Linked DNA regions of Homo sapiens: region 2 is linked to region 1. Evidence: chromatin loops called from intact Hi-C (ENCODE). Cell type or tissue: GM12878. All regions are shown on one strand. Each heading gives the region's core, and the rest is flanking DNA. Links, peaks and the distances in the headings are about the cores only.

Region 1 (2,809 bases), core at 105-2,604:
GTGAATGCCTTGGGACTGGGGGAATAGAACTGGACGGTGAGTACTGAACGTGCAGTCTTCTTCAGGCCAAGTGTCAGCTTGGAAACTTTGTCTTGTGAGAAAGCTCTTCCTGGGCTGGGCGCGGTGGCCCACGCCTGTAATCCCAGCAATTCGGGCAGCCAAGGAGGACAGATCACGAGGTCGGGAGATCGAGACCATCCTGGCCAACATGACGAAACCCTGTCTCTACTAAAAATACAAAAAAACTAGCCAGGTGTGGTGGCGGGTGCCTGTGGTCCCAGCTACTCGGGAGGCTGAGGCAGGAGAATGGCATGAATCTGGAAGGTGGACCTTGCAGTGAACCGAGATCGTGCCACTGCACTCCAGGCTGGGCGACAGAGTGAGATTCTGTCTCAAAAAAAAGAAAAGAAAAGAAAACTCTTCCTAAATCATTAAGTAGGCCTCTTTGCAGGAATTTTGGAGGCATAAAACCAGACAGAAACACTTGCAAATATTTGTGATATAGATAGGGGCTCAACTTGGTTAAAAGTCTAAGGACCTTACAGAGCAGCCTGTTGGTGTGGGTATACAGAATTCTCTTCCAAAGATTGGACTTGTTGGCATGGGGAGGGGTGTTGGGGAAGGGTACAAAAGTCCTTACTCAATGTCCTGGATCAGTTGTGCTCGGAAGCCTCTGGGTGAGGATGATGTCCTAGAAATGAGTGGCTGGGGACTTTTTGTTTGGGCATACATCTGTTTGATCTAGAGGTCAGCAGGGCCACAACAGGAAGATCCAAGTACACACAAGCTTGCAGCCTGCAAGACAGCTTTGCAGAGGGAAATCTACTGCCAAGTTTTCAGCTTTTCCAGGAGCTAGGCGGCTTTCTTCAGGAAAACTCTTTGAGCCCTCTCAGGATGAAGGTACCTATGTTTCTTAAGCTTTCATTTTATATTTATGGTCAAGGATCTCAGAATCCTTGTTTAAAAGAGGAGATGGTTGAGTCAGAGCTTGAACTGCCCTCAGGCCAACAGTGCCTAAGGGCACTGTTCTCTGTGGTTCTCAGTGTGGTTTTCTGACTAGTCCACTGGCCAGAAATAGAGTCTTCTTTGAGAGTATCTATCAAAAACAAGTTCTGTAGGACTATGGAGCACTTCTAGCAGGACTCTAGGATGTTCTCACCCTTCACCTTAGCTTGTTTCTAATACACCAAGTGGTAAGGACATGAGTGAAAGATACTGTCCACACCAGGATGGTTTTGGGTCATCTAACTATTTGACAGAGATAGGCCCATAAGTGCAATCTTGCATTGTTTATTTTAAAAGAGGAAAAAGGCAGGAAGGATTAAGACAGGAGGAGAATTGGGGAAGAAAGGATATTATGTTTAGAATAAAGACTTAAAAATCCACAATGAGCCAAAAGGGGAATCCCACTCTTTTTGCATGAACCTAGTTCCTCTTTTACATATTTGGGAGGACAGTATAATCAGCTTAGGAGACTGAGCAACTTCAAGGCATTTGGAAGTCCCCTCTAACCCCCATTTCAAAAGGAGGTTCTTAATTTAATTCAAAGTCCTGACCACAAATGTGCTGAATCAGACCTTGGATGCCTTCTGTCTGCCAGCAGGAATGGGACTCTTGAAGGTACCAGTTAGCAGGAAGCCTAATTCACTTTCTGGTAAGAAAAACAAAGGGAATGACCCTAAATTTTGGATTATACAAGTCTGCTCAGATGATGGTCTGTCAACTGCTGGTTGTACAGTCATCCTTGTGCGTCAATAATTGCCACCCCTTCCCCAATCACAGGGGCCACATCCTCATCAAAAAGAACACATGTTAAACACCAAAAAACAGATGTAATGCAGTCAGACTGAAAGTTTCTACAAGGAACCTTGCTTAAATCACTAAATACTAAAGATTTCATTTATATTCCATAGCCATGGTCTCTACCCCATATATTTTCACCCTAAGCATTGTCTATATGCACAAAGACTTATGGAGAACAGCAGATAAGCAAATGTGCCTCTAACCTATTGGATAATTAGAATTAGTTTCATAGAGTAGGAAAGTCTACAAAGGAAAGTTGATTGGCAGCACCAAGGCAACCTGGAAAGGACCCACTTGTTGGCATGTGGACCCATTGAAACATAAGAGGGCTCATCTGGGAGCAACTGCATATTCCTGATACAAGGGAAAAAACCCTTATTATTTGGGGAGACAAACCCAACTCCTAAGTTAACCAGGGTACAAGTGACCCCAAAATATTAAATGATGAAAAGAGTGGCAAAGAGATCCTGATTTCCTACTGGGGTAGCCGATATCAAATTTTTACCCATGTGTTCCTGATTGTTCTTTATTATCTATATTAAGGAGCATCCAGTGTTTGTCCTCCCTTGCCCATAGAAACACCACGTATTTTTTTTTTTAAGCAATCTCCATAGTCGCTAGGGGTCAGGCCTCCCTGAGTCACCTGACCTCACTCCCCATCGTGGTCATTATGCCCACCTTGTTCTGAAGGTTCTTGGTCCCTGCTTTTCTGGGATATCATTACCCACATTTCTTTCAGAAAGCACAATTCCATAATGACATCTCCTACTGTCAGTTCCAGCTCACAGAGGACAGCTTGTTGTCAATGCTGGTGTCCCGTCACCAGCACATTCATTATTGCCTTGGTAAAAAGAATGTCCTCCAGGCCCTGCAGGGGAACATGATCAGCTCGTATAAAGTTGGTTGTGGTTTCAGGTCGTATGCGGTAGATCCATATTAGCACAATCCCCTGCTCAATAGCCTGTCTAGGCAGCTCTGGAGTCTCTACTTCATTTAATATGGGATA
Region 2 (2,809 bases), core at 142-2,641, 94 kb before region 1:
CTAGGTAGGTAGTTGTGGAGAGAAGCTCCACTGTTGACAAATACACATGCCAAGGACAAATAAGAAAAAATTACATATTTAAAAATAATTCTTCTGCTGTGCTCTCTTAGCAGGCTCCAAGCATTGTCAGTGATGTGCTACAAAGAGGAACAACTAAGCTGACACAGATATGAAGGCAGCAATGACACTGAACTGCCAGAATAGTGATCCTCAAAGGTGGACAGGTGTCACACCTGAATCCCTGGGGGTCAGGACCAATCAACTTCCCCGCCTACCCCAACCGTGGCCACTCTTTCTAGTCATAGTTTATCTTATGCCTCAGGGGCAGTAATGGGGTTAAGAAATGGTAGAAAGTATGTACCCAAATTCTCAATCACATTTGATTGTTCACTAGAACTTTTTCTAAGAAGACTAAATGGTGAGAACGGGGGGATGGCCCTCCAGGAAAATTCAGGTAGGTGTCATAATATTTAATGAAAGAGGCATTTCCTTTTTTAATCCTTTGTAGGGTCAGAAAAGAAAAAAATTCAAGATATGCAAAGGAAGCCAGATCAAAATCCCCTTGGCCATGGATACTGGTGCCCTACATCAGCACCCTTCAAGAGTGTGGATGAGGCTGAGTAGGTGGGAACCTGCATCCCTTGAAAGAAGCAGGCAAGGACAGGGTAGTGACAAGTGCTGGTCACTTGTGAGGGCTGCCTCCCCATCCAGTTCCCTCTGCAGCCAGGAGCAGGAGTTGTTTCTGGCTCAAGCCAGCCCCCATGGCCGCCATTCCCTTATATGACCCTGCTTCGCAGGGTAACGTACCAGACAGTTTCACGCTCGTTATCCTTGCAACGGATTACTCGGTGAGGAGCATCAGAGAACTGAAAAGACAGACTGACTTCGACTTGAATCCTGGCTCTTCCTCTTACTAGTTTCATGGCCTTGGGTATGTTACTTGTTTTCCTGGAGCTTTGTTTTAATAATCTTTGAAATGGTAGTCAATGGAGAATTAAATGAGATAAAACAGGTAAAATATTTGGTACTGTACCTGGCATACAGTGGAAGTTGAATCATGATGAATATCAGTTTTTGTGAAGGATCCAATTAAGCAATTCTGTCTCTCCCTCCTATGAGCCACCATTGTACCAAGTACCACCTCCAGTATTGTATCTACCCCTAAGGATCACCATTGTTTATTTTTGCACGTGTCTCCTTAGCTGGACTGTGAGCTTCCTGCAGAAAGAGAGCAAACCTTACAGCTTCGTATTCCTTAAACTGTAACCAGCACATAGTATATAACCAGTGAAAGTTCGTCATATCCCCCTGGCTCCTCTGCTGACTGAATGCACAAGTGAATGAACAAAGGGGATGGTGGTGGGGAGAAATGAAACTAGAGATCTTCAGTTAACCAAAGGGAATGTTCCAACAGAGCCCACTTTTCTTGTTTTGACTGGTTCGGCAAGTAAGACATCAGACTTACCGGATATTGTTCAGAGCACTGTTGACTAACTTGTTGACAAGGGATGTCTGGGCTGCATTATAGCCAGACAGGGAAGGCTGTTCAAGTTTCAATACTAGGTTCCTGAGTTAGGAGTGACTAAGCAGCAGCCGCCCCATACTGCCAAGCTACCGTGTGGTTTCACACCATCTGTCACTTGCTGAAGAGGACGGAGTCCCCCCTAGAACTTCCCTTATTTCACTACCACCTACTGCAGCTGGGTCTGCAGTTTGTAGGCAGGAGATGTGGGGGTCAAACTATACTTCATTTGTGCCCAATTTTCAATTGCTATCTAGACTCTTTTCCTCTCTGGACTTTAACCTTTGCTATAAAATTTCCCTAGAGCTTCAAAATTGTACCCCGAAGTGCCCCTGACTAACATCAAGCATATATGAAGATAATGTCTCAGTACTCTATTTACAGATGGAAAAATGAGTTATTCCACTGAAGCCAGGAAAATCCATGCTGGCACCCTAGCAGTCCATCAGAAAGTCGTTATTTCTCCACTGTCAGAGATCCTGTCCTGAATATGCAGCCTAGCACAGCATGTTATGGAGGTAATACCCATGTCCTTTGCCCAAGGCGCTTGCTCTTACTTGTCCTCGTGGGCACAGTGGAATTCTAAATCATCGATGCATACTGCCTGTTTTGTTAGGTCCCTTTAAGTTCATATTCAGCTGACCTGGCAAGAGATATGCAGTAAACTTTGCTCAAAAACGTTAGGACCGGAGATATAGCAAACTTCAGCAAAGATGGAAAGAACCATCCTGCCAACATACCGATTTTAAGAACAGCACTCTCTCACCAAATTCAATTATCTTGTTACTCAAAAATATTTTTTACATGTGATTTCATTGTGTCCCTTTGAGAACAGGGAGAACAAGTAGCTTATCTAGGATGGCATTGGTCCAGGCCTCTTATTCACAAAATATGTCAAATTTAGACTTTCACCTTAACTTCAAACGAGGTTATGCATATGGTCACTGAGATTCAGGATAAATGTGAAAAGGACTTTTTTCTCATGCAACTATACAATTACCCCATTATAAAACTGCACAGCCTGAATTAATTTTTACAAGTCATCACACAATTATGTTGCATTGTTTATAGTGTTTCACAAGTGTTAATTTATTAAATGTAAACACTCAAAATATACTATATTTTTGCAAGCCTGTTTTGACAGTTCCTCAATCAATGTACTGGGGCTCAACCTCTGGGAAGTGCTAGGTCTGAATTATCTTTGTGATGGTAAATTCCAAGTCCACAGGAGAACCAGCAAGTGTAGATTTCATCCCTCATGATGAGGCCTGCCGCGTGCCCTATGGA

What was found. Hi-C counts contacts between places; a loop is a spot of excess contacts. Peaks named below come from ENCODE experiments on the same cell type or tissue, not always from the same donor. Only the 100,000 strongest peaks of a DNase experiment are listed, where the experiment ranks them.
Region 2: a loop joins it to region 1, with 4 times the contacts of the local background. A loop is called at or near these places in 1 of 110 quality-filtered maps.

Annotation. Positions count from the first base shown.
Region 1 is chr4:77,492,256-77,495,064 of GRCh38, reverse strand. No RefSeq gene overlaps it. Among named protein-coding and RNA genes, the nearest start is that of CXCL13, 110 kb to the left of the region's middle. In GM12878, for the core only: no CTCF peak of the experiment used is centred there; DNase peaks (open chromatin) are centred at 1,074 and 1,574; H3K27ac peaks cover 870 bases.
Region 2 is chr4:77,585,823-77,588,631 of GRCh38, reverse strand. It overlaps LOC105377296 (a long non-coding RNA gene), which reads left to right. Exons shown (of 7, transcript XR_938912.3): 4 at 111-931; 5 at 1,907-2,040. It also overlaps a transcript of CXCL13 not described here. Among named protein-coding and RNA genes, the nearest start is that of CXCL13, 19 kb to the left of the region's middle. In GM12878, for the core only: no CTCF peak of the experiment used is centred there; a DNase peak (open chromatin) is centred at 1,401.